2 separate regions of the Homo sapiens genome follow, and region 2 is linked to region 1. A link is an interaction called in ENCODE POLR2A ChIA-PET data of the cell type or tissue named here. Cell type or tissue: B cell. All regions are shown on one strand. Links, peaks and the distances in the headings refer to the core of each region. The heading gives the core; the rest is flanking DNA. Region 1 overlaps BLNK (B cell linker). Region 2 has its middle 19 kb from the start of OPALIN.

Region 1 (2,917 bases), core at 235-2,734:
GGAAAGGGGCTCCTTTCACCACCTTATCACATGACAGAAACCTTCTGGCCTATGTGAAGCCAGGGGACAGATATAGGCAGACCGGAGAATTCTCTGATTCACACAAAACATCCTCCTCTCAGGTCACTCCTGTCTTAAAGCTGAAGTTTTCAGCCACCAACCCATCGTTTTGAAGCAGCATGATACTTTTTAGTGACTATCCTGTTACTTGCATGCTGCAGGACTCCTATGACAACTTCTCCCCCTCCACTCTTTCTAAAGCCTTGTCATTTCTGGCACCGGCTTCCTAATGCTCACTTCCTCCAGCCTGGCCTTGCTATGAAATAACAGGAATTATATTTAGATTTGCGAATTCAGCACTGCAGGCTGCTTCCTTCTGGGGAGTGAGCTCATGGTGGAGCTGGCAGAGTTTTGACAGCTTTGGCAGTCCCTTCCATGGTGTGATAATGTGAACAAGCCCCTCAAGGTCGAGTTAGTGGCCTTCTCCTCCATTTCACAGATGCAGATACTGAAGCCCAAAGAGATCAGAGATCATGAGTGTCTCAGACTATACAGCTGACTCCGAATTTTGCCTACAATTAAGGTAGTCACAGAAATTTGGAAGTGAGAGAGACTTTGGGAATATCCTGGGTCAACCTCCTCTTATGCCAAGGGAGGAAATTAAATTCCAGGGAAATTTTGTGATTGCCCTGAGATTAATTTAGTTGAGGACTCCTCCAACTCTTTTAGTCATACCTGTTCCTTCCCCTTCCACATAAGGCTTGAGCCCCCTGCTAGAGAAGGTGGGGGGTACCTCCATGGCCAGAGGTAACCCCCACCTTCTTATGCCATAGTTCAGAGCTGTGATTATAGTACAAGCCCAGTAAGCCATTGCTGAGAGAAGCATCATGCATGCCAGTGATCAGACTTGGAAAATCAATAACGGTAAAAGCCAGCATTTATTGAGCATGTACTACGTGCTAGGTACTTTGTGTGCATTATCTCATTAACCCTCACAACTACCCTGTGAGGGAGGTCCTATTATCCCCATGTTTATATTATGATAAAAAACACATAACAAAAAATTTACCATCTTAACCATTTTTAAGTATCCAGTTCAATAGCATTAATATATTCACATAGTTGTAGTTATCCCTGTTTTTATAGATGAGAAAATTTGACTCAGAGAGGTTAAATAATTTGCCCAGATCCTACAGCAAATAAGTGATAGAGCTGGAATTCAAAATCAGGTCTGATTCCGGAGCCTATGCTCTCAACCCACTCTGGATGATACAGGCTAACTTGTTTCAACTTGGCCCCTCACCAGGGCAGGCGACTGGCTTCAGCACCTACGTTGCCTCTTTGGATACCTTCCTCTCTGTCCCTGGAGACAGCACCCATTCCCTCTACCAACCCAGTAATCTTTACTGTGACACATGTGCCCCCACCCCTGCCTTGCTATTGGTCCCCAAGGTTAGACATTTTGCTAGAGGGGAGCGTCAGCTCTTAAGGGCCTGTTTCAGACTTTGGGAGGAAGAGGGAGAGTAAAAAGAGGAAAGGACAGATGGCAGGGGAAATGGGAAGGAGAGGGGGTAAGGCACATGGGAGGCAGGAGGGAATGCGGTAGCGGCCCTCTGGGGTCTGGAATATGCTCAGAAGTAGGGTGGCTGAACAGAGCAGCTGGAAGGACGCCACCATAATCCATGCATCCTTTCTCAACACCCGAGGCAGAAAGGCCCCCTGAGGGTCCTGGAGTGGAGGGGCTGTGTTCCCTTACACACAAGCATCTTGCTGCCAGGGCTGTTTCTTACTATCCACTTATTAACCGTATAAAGTAATTTATAAGTTTCTCCAAACAGTTCACACCCTACCTTTTTTTTTTTTTTTTTTTTTTTGCTTGTTTCTTTTTTTTCCTACTGAGATCTGCAAATATTTTGTGGTAGTCTTTGGCATGTCTGAACGGCTGAGCTTGGTTATAAGCAGTCAGAAATTGGGCTGACTTGGCACAAGCAGGAGTAGGGATGATTCTACTAATACCCTGTGTCCTTCAAAAACCCTGGTAGGACTTACCCTATCAGAGGCAGTTATGCATCAGGCACACCACCCTGAGACTGATGAGATGGCAAGGAAATGATGCTATACCTGCCTTAAGAAGTTCTTAGAAGTTTTGTCACTTGATTTGACAGCTGAAATTGGCATGGCCCTTCCCCTCTCTGACTTTAGGGGCCAGTGGTCCTTGGGGCCTCCAGGAATACAACACTTCTCTTTCCTTTAGCACATTGGAATGCTTGCTGGACTCTGCTCTCACCACCCACCTGGCAGAGGTCTTGAATAAAGGAAAACTTCCTCACAAAACTACATAAAAGCAGATTGCAAAAACCAAAAAAGTTAAGGGAGACTCCTGTGTTCATAGATGACACAGACTCTTGGGTTTGGAAGAACACTAAGAGGTCATGTCATTTAGTCCCTTCACTGTGTCTGACTCTGATGTGCTCATTGTTCTGATGAGGTGCTGACAGCTGCACCGTGCATGTGTTCACTGTCTGTCCTCTACCAGCATAAAAATGCAAAACTGACGTCTCTTAAATCGAACCAGCTGCCAATAGGTTTGTAAAACCAAGCGACTGAGAAGTAGTTCTAGTCATGTTTCTGAAAATGCAATTCTACATAATTCCAGAAAATAAAAGTGTCTTAAGAATTTGAATATGTTCTTTTAAAAATTAACTTAATGGGGGAAAAAGGAACTTTGGCTATATCTACATGGCATGATATATATATAGTATTGTCATCTACTTGTCCTGGCATCCATTTCTGCAGGTAAAAGCAAAGATATTTTCAGGAAGTAAAGAGTGATTTTGAGGGATGGCATTCAAGAACTCATATATTGAAAAAGTTTGACCCAGTTAAATTCTTCTTAGCTCTGAGAAAACAAAGATAT
Region 2 (2,917 bases), core at 212-2,711, 81 kb after region 1:
TGAGGGCACCCAAGGGAAGGGAGGGAGCCCTGGCTGAGGGAAATTTTGGAACTCCCAGGCTCCAGACCCATTCTTTCCTCCTGCCTCCTCCAGGAGGCATAGACCCTTTGCCTTGAAGGGAGTTAACAGGTCATCTGTTCCAGCTGCTTCCGTGTCTTCAGCCTGCTAAAGAGCTGGGAGGCCCATGACGACCGTTTTCCCTTCCTTCCAGTCCCTCTGGGAAGAGGATATTGGGAGATACAATACCTTTTGGCTATTGTGACTAATGCTGCTGTGAACATTGGCCTACAAGTATCTGTTTGAGTCCCTGCTTTCAATCCTTTTGGTAGGGACCTAGTAATAAAATTGCTAGATTCAATGGCTATTCTATACTATGTTTAACTCTTTGTGGAACCACTGTACTGTTTTCCATAACAACTGCACCGTATTACATTCTTAACCAACAGTGCGCAAGCGTTCCAATTTCTCCACATCCTCAACACTTGTTATCTTCTGCATTATCTGTTTTATAATAGCTGTCTTAATGGGTGTGAAGTGGCGGGTGAAAACTTTTGCCCATCCTGGAACCCAAAGACAGTCCAGGCTGAAACTAACACACTGAAAGGGCCTCAGATGGTGTGTGTGCCTGTCACATCTTGAGTTGATGGCTAAAAAAAGCTGGGGACAACAAGAGGGTGGACAGCAGCCACCCCCACTGGCCTCAAATCCCAAAATCCACAAAGTATTCTAGTCTTTTCTGCTGCCCAGTGTTTCCCAGTTATGACATTCAAGATTATTCTAGGTAGTAAGTAGATGAATATTTTCATACTGATATAATCAATAAATATTTATTGGGTGCTTACCATGTCAGTCATTTTTCTAGGCACAGGGCATAGAAAAGATAACAAAACTGTCAAAAATCTCTGCCTGTATGATTATAAGCATAAAGCTTATGTTCTAGAAAGGTGTTTATTTGTGTTCGAAAGGTGTTAAGAAAATGGTTCCTTATTGATGGTAGTGATATAAAGCTTCCTTTTTGGAATAGGTTTATTTATATAAGAAAAGCGACTCAAGGTCAGGGAAATCATTTAGGAAATATTACCAGTGAAATGGGGGAGTGGCAAGAATGAGGAGAGAGGGACGCAGGTGGCTGACATTTGGGAAATGTGCAGGTGGCCTTGTCGCCTTCACTGAGCAACTCCCCAGCCCTGTTCTCTGGAGGTCCCCACCACACAATAGCCCCAGGAGGTCCATGCCAGAGGAGTTTCCCCATCAGAGAACCTCACAGATTCTAAATGCTACTTTCCTTATTTGAAAAGGCCTGTTGGAGATTCCACAAATGCCATGTCTTTTTTTTCTTTTTTGCTGTAAGCCAGAATTTTTATCAGTTCTGGACATGTTTTTTTTTTTTTTTTTTTTTTTTTTTTGCCGTAGGCCAGAATTTTTTTCAATTATTGTGGTGACTAGTTACCAGAACTCAGCCTTCGCCTGTGCCTCCTACTTTGGCAGCAGAGCGCCCTCTGATGGCTGACAGAAGAATCCTTGGAGGCAAGCACAGTATGATATAGCAGATCAAGTAGGAAGCAGATTATCTGTTAAAAACATTGGAACTATATGTAAGAAGCCATGGATCACCGATGCTCTATTTGTTCACTTTTTTCCCAGCCTTTTAAATCTGTGTTTTATTTGGGGTAGTTTTTATTGCTGTATCTTCAAGTTTACTAATCTTTTCTTCTGCAATGTCTAGTTTCATTAAACCTCTCCAGTATTTTATCTCACACATTATAGTTTTCATCTTTAGATGTATGATTTAGTTTTTAAAAACTATCTTCCATGCTTCTATTTAACATATTCAATTTTTCCTCTAGCTTATTAAATACATGGAATATAGTGTAACTGTTTCAATGTCCTTGTCTACTAATGATATCATCTGTGTCAATTTTGAGTCAGTTTCTATTAACTGAGTATTCTCCTCATTATGGGTCACATTTTCCTCCCTCTTTGCAAGCTTGGTAATTTTATATTGGATTCTAGACATTGTGAACATTGTGAATTTTTTCCTGGATATTTTTGTATTCCTGTTAATATTCTTAAACTTTGTTCCAGGATGTGGTTAATTTACTTGGAAACAGTTTGATGTGTCCTCATCTTGCTTTTGAGCTTTGTTAGGCAGGACTCATCTTACTTTTGAGCTTTGTTAGGCAGCACTAACGTAGTCTAATCCAGGGTTAATATTCTTCCCCACTACTGAGGCAATACTTTTCTCAGTGTTCTGCCTGATGCCTGGTGAATTATGGTGTTTTCTACTCTGGCTGTTTGGGAACAGGCACGGTTTGTGGCCTCCCACTGAGAGGCCTGGCCCATTAGAGCTTAGGGTATTGTTCCCTCTAATCCCTTTGTGTGGTTCTTTCTCCAGCCTTGGGTAGTTTTCTCACATGCATATGCTGATCAATGGAATAATCAAGAGGTCTCCTCTGTCTCTGTGCAACTCTTTCTCCAGTACTCTGCCCTGCAAATTCTATTCACCTTGGCCTCCATGGACTTCCAGCTCTATCTCACTAACAGCATGTGCAAAAGCCATGTGGTGCAAGGACCATGGTGTCAGAGAAAAGGCCCACGTGGCAGGAGGGCCATGGCATAAAATGAGCAGAGAGAAAGCTCTTGCAGCTGGAGGTTCCCACGTGTCTGAGTTGCAGAGAGAAAGCCTATGTTTGTGGACAGACCATGGCATCTGAAGGGCAGAGAGGAGGCCTAAGTGGTTGGGGAATAGAAACTAGAAGAGGTGGGACACAAGACTAGGCTTTCCCCAGCTCTCAAAACAAAGACCCATATCCTTACCTTGGCTTTCATAAGTGGGTAATCCCTGGCCAGGTGAGTCAACAGTAATCAGTGTTTGACTCTTCATGACAAAATCAGTCACATTTATGGTAGAATTTTG

What was found. ChIA-PET counts read pairs that join two places held together with the same protein. Peaks named below come from ENCODE experiments on the same cell type or tissue, not always from the same donor. Only the 100,000 strongest peaks of a DNase experiment are listed, where the experiment ranks them.
Region 2: POLR2A ChIA-PET joins it to region 1 with 6 read pairs; 1 of 35 experiments calls an interaction of 5 or more read pairs at or near these places.

Annotation. Positions count from the first base shown.
Region 1 is chr10:96,257,820-96,260,736 of GRCh38, forward strand. All of the region lies in intron 1 of BLNK (B cell linker), which reads right to left. Among named protein-coding and RNA genes, the nearest start is that of BLNK, 12 kb to the right of the region's middle. In B cell, for the core only: no CTCF peak of the experiment used is centred there; no DNase peak of the experiment used is centred there; H3K27ac peaks cover 2,500 bases.
Region 2 is chr10:96,338,988-96,341,904 of GRCh38, forward strand. No RefSeq gene overlaps it. Among named protein-coding and RNA genes, the nearest start is that of OPALIN, 19 kb to the right of the region's middle. In B cell, for the core only: CTCF peaks have their summits at 1,487 (motif pointing left) and 1,688; a DNase peak (open chromatin) is centred at 1,504.